Linked DNA regions of Homo sapiens: region 1 is linked to region 2. The links are chromatin loops, found by intact Hi-C in ENCODE. Cell type or tissue: CD14-positive monocyte. All regions are shown on one strand.

What was found. Peaks named below come from ENCODE experiments on the same cell type or tissue, not always from the same donor. Only the 100,000 strongest peaks of a DNase experiment are listed, where the experiment ranks them.
Region 1: it touches region 2 in a loop (2.9-fold over the local background); 5 of 110 quality-filtered maps call a loop at or near these places.

What each region holds. Positions count from the first base shown.
Region 1 is chr10:109,902,006-109,907,005 of GRCh38, forward strand. All of the region lies in intron 3 of XPNPEP1 (X-prolyl aminopeptidase 1), which reads right to left. Among named protein-coding and RNA genes, the nearest start is that of XPNPEP1, 19 kb to the right of the region's middle. In CD14-positive monocyte, no CTCF peak of the experiment used is centred here; no DNase peak of the experiment used is centred here; H3K27ac peaks cover 4,287 bases.
Region 2 is chr10:110,277,124-110,282,123 of GRCh38, forward strand. MXI1 (MAX interactor 1, dimerization protein) reads left to right here. Exons shown (of 6, transcript NM_130439.3): 4 at 2,057-2,171; 5 at 2,791-2,962. Among named protein-coding and RNA genes, the nearest start is that of SMNDC1, 25 kb to the right of the region's middle. In CD14-positive monocyte, CTCF peaks have their summits at 2,475 (motif pointing left) and 2,674; a DNase peak (open chromatin) is centred at 2,448; H3K4me3 peaks cover 344 bases; H3K27ac peaks cover 475 bases.

The DNA.
Region 1 (5,000 bases), 380 kb before region 2:
TTTAATGTGTCTATGAGAACATTGAATATTACATGTGTATCTCACAGATTCTACTTAGACAGTGCTAATGAGGTCCTTTCCCATGACATTCACCAGTTTCTTTTTGTGTTCTCATTTATGACTGTGGCTTACCTATTATTTAATCTCTTCAAAGGGAATCTCATTCATCTCCACAACAGTAATAACAACAATAGCGGCAGCTAATATGACGAGACTTTTCAAGTGACATCAAGCATTCAAGCAGCAAGCATTCAAGTGCTTCAAGCATTCACATCTACAGTATGAACCCATTTCATCCTAACAATAGCCCATGCGGTACATACCACACTGTCACAATCTCCTTTTTGCGAATGCAGAAACTGAGACCCAGAAAGTTTAATTGACACTTCAGAATTTCATGTAACTTGCCTGATGTCAAGCAACTAGTAAGTAGCAAATCTGGCATCTGAACCCAGAGAGGCTCTAGAGCTCATACGCTTACCTATATGCTAACTACCTGCCCTCTGCATTTGCCCCAGACCTAGCCCTGAGCAGCAGTCAGAAAACATGCAAACAAACAAAACACAATTTCTCCACGTATGTAAGACAGACAGCTAAGCTACAGCAATAGAAATGACAGTTAAGATTATAAAAGAAAGAGTGGAGAGGGGTGATGAAGATGGAAGGACAGCAAGAGTGCAAAAATGTAAGTCTGTGAAGTCTAAACAGTGACTTCTGCAATAAGAGCAACAGCTAACACCAAGCAAGCTTGATACATTTTGTATTTTCAGGATGTTGCTACAAAACACATCTGTCTCAGATTAGAGCCTCAGTTTCCTCATGGAGGGAAAAGCCATCTAATTCTGATATTGCAGGATCATTAGTAGGAGATAAAGAGCTGAGGGAAAGCCTGGAACATCCCCTGTGGCTTAGATGGCCTCACTGCCACTCCCAGAAGGAATTGCTTCGGGTGTAATAGGCCACACCTACTGTCAAAGATAGAACATTTTTAAGTATCAGTCAGGGTGTCCAAAAATCAGCTTTATGATGACCAAACAAACAAAAAAAGCTGGCAAAGGAACAGCACCCAGGACCAAGAACATCAAGATAAACTTGACTCAGCTATAAGATGTCGGTGTCTCCTACTAGTAAACACACAGATAATATCCTAACTCCAGGCAAAAGAAAACTGAAATTGAAATACAAACACTACAAAGCTTCCAACACACCCTTAACCAGAAACCTTCAACTCTTAATTCAAGTAACATTAGCAGGTCGAATCTTTCTGTACACTGAGGCCTCCCCTGGAGGTAAAGATTCACAAATAGTAGAGCTATTAGGAGTCTTCAGCTGAGGCTCCATGACGACCTGTGAGAACCCTTTCGGAGGAGGGCCCCAATTTCAGACAACTGTGCCAGGGGACTTACAGAACTGCCCAAACCAACTGCTACATAATCATCATGTGCTCCAGTTGCGGGAACCACCATCTGCTCAACACTAACAGGGTGACTGCAATCAAATCAGCCTAGGGCAACTGTCCAATGCTTGAAGGGCAGAAAATTAAAAATGCCACTGGTGAATCCAGCAGAGAATCCAGGTGACATGAAGCCCACATCCAAAGGCTGAGGCCTAGGACTGACAGGAAACAAGGAAGAGCTCATCAGAGGGGCCCAAAGAAAAGAAAAAACAAAATTCCTTGAAGACAAGGCAATGGTCTGCCCTTCTTAAATGGGGGAGTGCCCAGCTCCTCTGCTACCTACGACTCATACCATAACTCAGGCTCAAATCACAGTGGCCAGCCTACTTCCTCACCCAGTCCTTGGTCAAGATGATATTTTGCTTCATATGAAGTTGGTCAATCTTTTTTTTTTTTTTTTTGAGACAGGGTCTTGCTCTGTTGCCTAGGCTGGAGTGCAGTGGCGCAATCTCAGCTCACTGCAACCTCCACCTCCTGGGTTCAAGCGATTCTCCCACCACAGCCTCCCAAGTACTCAGGACTACAGCCATGAGCCACCACGCCCAGCTAATTTTTGTATTTTTTGGCAGAGATGGGGTTTCACATGTTGACCAGCCTGGTTTCGAACTCCTGACCTCAGGTGATCCACCTGCCTCAACCTTCCAAAATGCTCGGATTACAGGCGTGAGCCACCACACCCAGCCTGAAGTTGACCAATCTTATTTGTCTATTCTAATGAACACAAACGAACCTCACCAAGTCTATCCTTACCTTCCCACTGCCTACTAGATCTAACAGTTATGCACCCAGCCTCATGGCTTCCTCACATGCCACCACCCCGATTCCAGCTTGATATTCTACTTTTCCTATATTCTGCCAGGCTGAACAGCCAGTGAGCTGGTGCCTGAATACACCTCTCACTCTGACCTCTCCCTTCATCCACCTCTACATGCAAGACCCATCATCGGATGAAAAGTACTATCACAGAACAACATATAAAGGTATTCCATGAAACACTAGAGTCTCCCACCCCGCCCCTGAAATAACTGGGAAAATTCCATGGACATTTAAGTCTGAAAAATGCTGAATACTTTATCCCCTCCTTAGAGGTACAGAGTGCACATCAGCATATTAAAGGCCCTGAGAAGTCCTGCAGCTATGAAACTCATTGGGGCAAAGGACTTGAATAGACATTTTCTCCAAAGAAAATATACAAATGGGACCAAAAAGCATATGAAAAGATACTCAACATCACTAACCATCAGGTAATGCAAATCAAATCTACAATGAGCCATCACCTCACAACAAAACAAAAAATAGCAAGTGTTGGTGAGGAAGTGGAAGAACTGGAATGCTGTGTACCATTGGTGGGAATGCAAAATAGTACAGGTGCTGCAGAAAACAGTATGGAAGTTCCCCCAAAAATTAAAAATAGAAGGATCATATGATCTGGCAATCTCACTTGTGGGCATATATCCAAAAGAATGGAAAACAGGATCTCAAAAAGATACTTGCAAACCCATGTTCATTGCAACATTACTCACAATAGCCAAGAGGTGGAAAAAACTGAAATGACCATCCACAGATGAACAGGTTAAAAAAAAAAAGTCTCTAAATAAAATGGAATATTATTCAGCCTTATAAAAGAAAGAAATCCTGTCATATGTTACAACATGGATGAACCTTGGACACTATACTAAGTGAAATAAGCCAGTCACAAAAAGACAAATACTGCATGATTCCAATTACATGCGTTATCTAAAGCAGGCAAACTTTTTTTTTTGAGACGGAATCTCGCTCTGTCACCCAGGCTGGAGTACAGTGCTGCAATCTCGGCCGGCTCACTGTAACCTCCGCCTCTCAGGATCAAGCAAATTCTCCTGCTTCAGCCTCCTGAGCAGAGGGATTACAGGCACGTGCTACCAAGCCTGGCTAATTTTTATATTTTTAGTAGAGATGGGGTTTCACCATGTTGGTCAGGCTGGTCTCCAACTCCTGACCTCATGATCCGCCTGCCTCGGCCTCCCAAAGTGCTGGGATTACAGGCGTGAGCCACCGTGACTGGCCCAGCAAAATCTTAGAGAGAGAAAGTAGAATGGTGGTTGCCAGGGATAGGAGGGGAGGAGAGAGACTGGGAGGAGCTGTTTAATGGATATAAAGTTTCAGTTTTGCAAGACGAAAAAGTTCTAGAGATCTGTTGCACAACAATATGTGCATGTAGTTAACACTACAGTATTGTACATTTTTAAATGGTTAAAATAAATGTCATATTATACATTTTTCACCACAATAAAAAAACACTGTTCAGCTCATTTCACTATTTTCTCAACTAACAAATATATTTTTTGTAGAGCATCTTACAAGACACAACAGGAATACTGAAGAACACACACAGTTTGGGGAACACTGTTCTAAACATCAAAGTATCCTAAACTTCATACTGTTGCCTCAAATATCCGATCCCTTTGCTTATTCATTTCAAGCCCTTCATTTGCTCCTAAGGCCAGGAAATCCATGTCTCCAGGCAGAGATCCAATCTTGAGGTTGAGTTGTTCCCAGGTTAATACAGGCCTGACCTTGTCGCAACCATGTAGACCAGGACCTCTGGGGAGAGGCAGGAAGTCAGCCAGCCAGAATGGACATGTTTTGTGATCTTTGCTCAACTTACAGAAATACCCTTATCTACCACCCCCTCCATCATGGTGGACTGGTGGACCCCCATTACTCATGTCTGACATCACACAGACACACACACAGACACAGACACGCACACGTGCACACACACAGAGTAACCAGGACCATGCAGAACCAAGTTGCTACATATACCAATCAAGTTCTCATCCTGGACTTTGAATTTGGGGGATTAAGGTTCTAGTTCAATCTGGTATCTTGAAAGTAAGAGAGGAAAAGATATAAATGTAGGTGTTGTCAGGTTTATATGACCCAACCAGTTGGCTGAAAAAGAGAAACTGATATGCAGCAAGACCTGAAAACCCTCCCGTCCCAGTTCTTCTTGAGGGCCTGCTACATTCCTGCCCTCATGTTCCACAAGACACCCTATCTGAGGCCCTGACACACATAACTCTGAGAGCACCATTCACAATCTGGAGTTGTGCCAATATGGTGGCTCTGCCCTTGAATCCTTATAAAGCATTTTTATTGCTCAAGGTATCTCAAGGCAGTTTCTATTACCTGCAACTGAAGAATCCTGTAACAACAGCTTTATTTCCCACCACTGCTTTTTACTTCCCTGGTCTCTTGCCAGGGAAACCTGTCCCACTGTTTCTGAAGAGCATCCGAAGCTTCCCTGTTTCTTTGCCTTTGCTGCCACTAATACTTTTACCTAGAACCTCTTTCCTCCTCCTCCACCCCATCCCTCTATTTACCCAAACTCCACCCATCCTTCAAGGTCCAATTCAACTGTCTCCCCTGTGCCATGAAGCTCTTCATCATCTTCCCCTCTCACCCTCAAACTTCCACAGCCTTCTGTCCAGATTTTCTTGATCACACTTACCACATTTTACCTTACAATACAGGTATGTGCATGTACATCTAAACTCCATTA
Region 2 (5,000 bases):
GAGCCACCATGCCCAGCCCATTTTAAGTTTCTTAAAAACTAAAAAATAAAAGATAATTCTTACATATACTGAAGTTTTGGAGTTAATTTGAACCAAATTGACAAGGTATTCTTGCGGTAATGTGCTTGTTAACTTTACTAGTTGCTTTGTTGAGTTTTTTAGAAGACTGAATTTAAAGCAGGATTGTCTATTAGTGTAGCTGCCAGTCTTTGTTTCCACGCTCCAGTCATATTATATGAGTGCAGTTGTTATCATATGCCATAATAATCTTAATGAAGAGTTTAAAGGCACTTTTTACTCTGGTGTTTTGTTGTTGTTGCTGTTTGTTTGCTTTTTTTGGTCTGCTGAGCAAGAGCACTGTGGTCACATGAGAATCCTCACCTAAGAAATTTTCCAGTTAAAAATGAAAATTTTGTTAAAGGTTCTATGCATTTGGGTAGTACAGCAGGGGAGGAAAGTGACTTTGAAGTTGTTAAATATCATTAAGGAGAATCCATTGATATACCTTTGATTTAGGGATTCCTTTATCCACACCAGTTACGTCAGGTTTCAGCCTGGACCCAATTATTAGACCTGAGGTACTGAACTCAATAAAGAAATTTGAAATGGAAATACTGTCAGACCTTTAACTATAGTTAGGTTAGTAGGTGCTAGAAGAATCTTAATTCATTAGCCAAACCTCTGACCTCACTACCCTTAATCATCCTTGCTTGTCATGACATAATTGGCTGCTTATTGCCTTCTCCTACCTCTCTTTTCAAATTGCTAGCCTTTGAGAATTTCACTTGACATTATTTCTTGTCTATTAAGACAGAGAAAGCGCATAGTTTGGTGTGTGAATTAGCAAAACCATTTTAGTCCTCTTTCAGAAGAGAATGGAGGGTGTGTGTTTTGTTCTTGATGCAGTTAAGACAGTTACCAAAAGTTCAATTATAGGTCTTTAAGGACTAGGGGTAAACTGTGAACGTATTTGTGGATTTTCTTTTCAGATATGCTGTTAACTGCTGAATTACCTTACCCCTTATGAAACACAGGACCAAAGATGTGGACTAGTATTGTTTTAGGATGAAGTTAAATACTCAGAACTCTCTCATCACCATGATCATAGTTCTTTTAGGGCACAGGGAAGGTAAATCCATGAGGTTCTCTGCTAGCATTTCTAGGAGAAATTTCCCTCAACTTTCCCACAGGAAGGATAGATTAGAGAATGCAATGACTTTCAGTAAGTAATTTTTGTCACCTGTTGTCCTTGTGGATTGGAGGCAGGTAGTGAGAGAGACGAGAGAGGAAGAGAAAAAAGAAATAAAAATTAAGCTAACGAGCTAGCACACTTAGATAGGAAGCAGGGGATTATTTTATGGGTTATTTCTGTGGCTAGAATTGACCACAGGGCATATATTTTGTCTAACCCTACCCTAGCTGGTCACAGAATTTTGCTGTTTCTGTTGTATTGGAGTATAAGAAATCAACATTTTTATAAGTGAAAAGTGGTTGAATATCAGAAATTTCATGTGGTTCAAACTAATATATAACAACATGTAACACACTGTAGGATGGCTACAGTTGTAGAGAGGTAGGGTGTGTGTGTGTGTGTGTGTGTGTGTGCCCACACACGTGCAAGCAAGTAAAAGGTGGGAGGGGGGAAATAGAAACTTGTGAGCATATTATATTCCCTTGGGGTACCATAGCTGAAAACCTCTCCTCTCGCCTGTGGTTTTAGTTATTCAAGATCAAATACAATTGTCCTGGTATGTTTTCACACTTCCATATTAATACAGTTGAGACAGTTTATGGGGTGAGTTAAAAAATAAACCATCTTGACAGAGATTACCATTGGGGATAATAATCTAAAGTGAGTGTTGTCTAAAGAGTACAACAGAAATAGCAGAGACTGAAATGCGGCCACCCCTACATTCTTTGACAGTGGAGAATTAGGGGTGTGACATCTATCCTATAGGCTGAATAAATGCAAATTATTGTTTATCTTAAAATAGGTTTTATGATATTTCTAGTGAAATAACCAGACTGTGCTGATTTGACTTTTTGTCTTTCTTAGACGAGCTCATCTGCGCCTTTGTTTAGAACGCTTAAAAGTTCTGATTCCACTAGGACCAGACTGCACCCGGCACACAACACTTGGTTTGCTCAACAAAGCCAAAGCACACATCAAGGTGAGAATTTTTACTTTCAGATTTGCACAATTCCCTCAGTTCTGGTTTAATTATTGGCACTGATTCCTATTCATATACATCAGCTAGTTCACCATGCCCTCCTTAATAACTGACCTCAAGAGAAGTCTTTCTAAAAACTTACCAGCTAATCTGATGGGAACAACATAACCTGATTAAACTAAATTGTTTTGACAGCGTGGCCATTTGAAGAACTGAGAACACTAGGAAAATAACAATTACCCTCTTCATACTCGGAAGGCAGTTGTGCCCTCTGGTGGAGATGACTTCATTTGGCTGTGTCCTTCCGTATTTTTCCATCAAATACCATACTAGAGGAAGTTTCTCCGTGGAGATTACTTTACAGACTTTTAGAAGTCCATCTTGTTCAAGTAACATAGCATTCATTACATACACACAAAAGTAAAGACAAAACTATTTTTTATTTTTAAAAATATGTATTTATATGCATTCTCATTTTGGAGGCTTTAAAATGTATTTATATATTTTTATACACACTCACACATGTATATTCATTCATGTTTTCTCTGCTAAAGGAGGAATCAGTTTTATTGTTTGTACTGGACTATACACAAATGTAAAAATCATTTCATCATTTCAGAAACTTGAAGAAGCTGAAAGAAAAAGCCAGCACCAGCTCGAGAATTTGGAACGAGAACAGAGATTTTTAAAGTGGCGACTGGAACAGCTGCAGGGTCCTCAGGAGATGGAACGAATACGAATGGACAGCATTGGATCAACTATTTCTTCAGATCGTTCTGATTCAGAGCGAGGTAGGCAGCTTGCCTCTTCTCTAATGAAATACTAAACATCTCTGTATCTGGATTTAGGGAAGGTATGTTGGGAGGCACTGTATTTGCTTTCTTTCTAGCCAACAGAGTAACATTGTAGGTTTTATGCAATCATAATATTGTCTACAGCAGTGCCAGTGTGGACTATAAAACTTTTTGTTTTTTCCTTGAAAAAAAATATATTTATATATTTATATTATAAATTATATAATGTCCCTCAATTTAGGTTTGTCTGATGTTTTCAAATGATTAGATTGAGGGTATACAGTTGGGGTAAGGAATATCACAGAAATGATGTTGTGCCCGGTGGCTCATGCCTGTAATCCCAGCACTCTGGGAGGCCAAGGCGGGCAGATCACAAGGTCAGGAGATCGAGGCCATCCTGGCTAACATGGTAAAATCCTGTCTCTACTAAAAATACAAAAAATTAGACGGGCGTGGTGGCAGGCGCCTGTAGTCCTAGCTACTCGGGAGGCTGAGGCAGGAGAATGGCGTGAACCCGGGAGGCGGAGCTTGCAGTGAGCCGAGATCATGCCACTGCGCTCCAGCCTGGGCAACAGAGTGAGGTTCCGTCTCAAAAAAAAAAAAAAGAAAAGAAATGATGTTGTGCCTTTCTCAATCCATTGTGTCAGGAAGATACACGATGTCGAAGTTTTTACTACTGGTGATGTGAATTTTTATATGTAGATTTTAAAGTACAACACCCTTTATTTCTCTTTCCATCTATCCTAGAATATTTATCTTTGACAGAGTTAAAGAACAGAAGTCAACCAAAAAAGAATGGTTTGAATTTTACTGATTGTTCTTCCCAAAGCTTCCACCACATCAGGCTTCATATCACATTAAAAGATCCCAGAGGTGAACACTGGTGATTTGAAGTCTTACATTTGGAGAAAGGAGCTCATGAGCTCTTTAGGATTCTAAAACATGAGACAAGTGACAGAGTTTTTTTGTTTGTTTGTTTTTAGGACTCTGATTTTGTTTTTTGTTTTTGACTTTTTTAAGTGGAAATTTTCAAACATACTTAGAATAGAATAATGAACTCCTGTATACCCACCATTCAGTTTGAATAGCTGTCAACTTGTTTCATCTGTTCTTCACTACGCTCACCCTCAATATTTTTTCTGGAATGCTTTAACTCAAATCCCAGATAACATCATTTTGCCCCTAAATACTTTAGTATGTATCTTGAATAAATAGGATTTTTAAAAATGTAATTATAATGCTATTATAATACCCCACAAAATTAATTCAGATAATCTTTTTTAATATCATCTAATACCCAGTCTGTGATACATTTTCTCCAGTTGTCTCAAAAATGGCATTTTACCATTGGTATGTTTAAATCAGGATCCAAAGGCCACATTGCATTTGTTTGATGTGCCTTTTAAGATATTAATCTATAATAATTTTTTCTCTTCCCCCTACACCGTTTTGGTAGAAACAAAAACTGATTTCTACATAACATCTCAAAAAGACTTCTTTGGCAGAGAAAACATGAAGGAATATATAGGTATAGATCTGTGTGTTGTATATATGTACATATTTTTTTAAACATCAAGAGACTGAGTCATTTTTCTTATAGAATTTCCTACATCCTAGATTTGGCTGGTTGAATCCTCATGGTGTCATTTAACATGTTATGTCCTTTATATTGACTGTAAACTGGTTGGTAGATGCAGAATACTTCATAGGTGGTGCTTTGTACTTCCTGTTATGTCAGTATTGTGTGTAGTTGTTGTTGCACTTTTAATATTAATCAATAGGTTCAGGTAAGGTCATTTTAATACATTTATATAAATGTATAGCCTTTAACTTAACAGTTTTAGCAATTATTGCCCTTATTTCATTGGGTGTCATAAAATAGTGATTTTCTAATTGTGTCATTCCTCTTGTATTTATAAACTGTTTTTCTCCTATAAACATTTTCTCATCAACTTTTCGGTTATCCTGAAATAAAGTTCATACAGGGAAGGTGGGATAAATGCTTGGTCTTGGTTTTTGCTTTATCAGTTTTCCA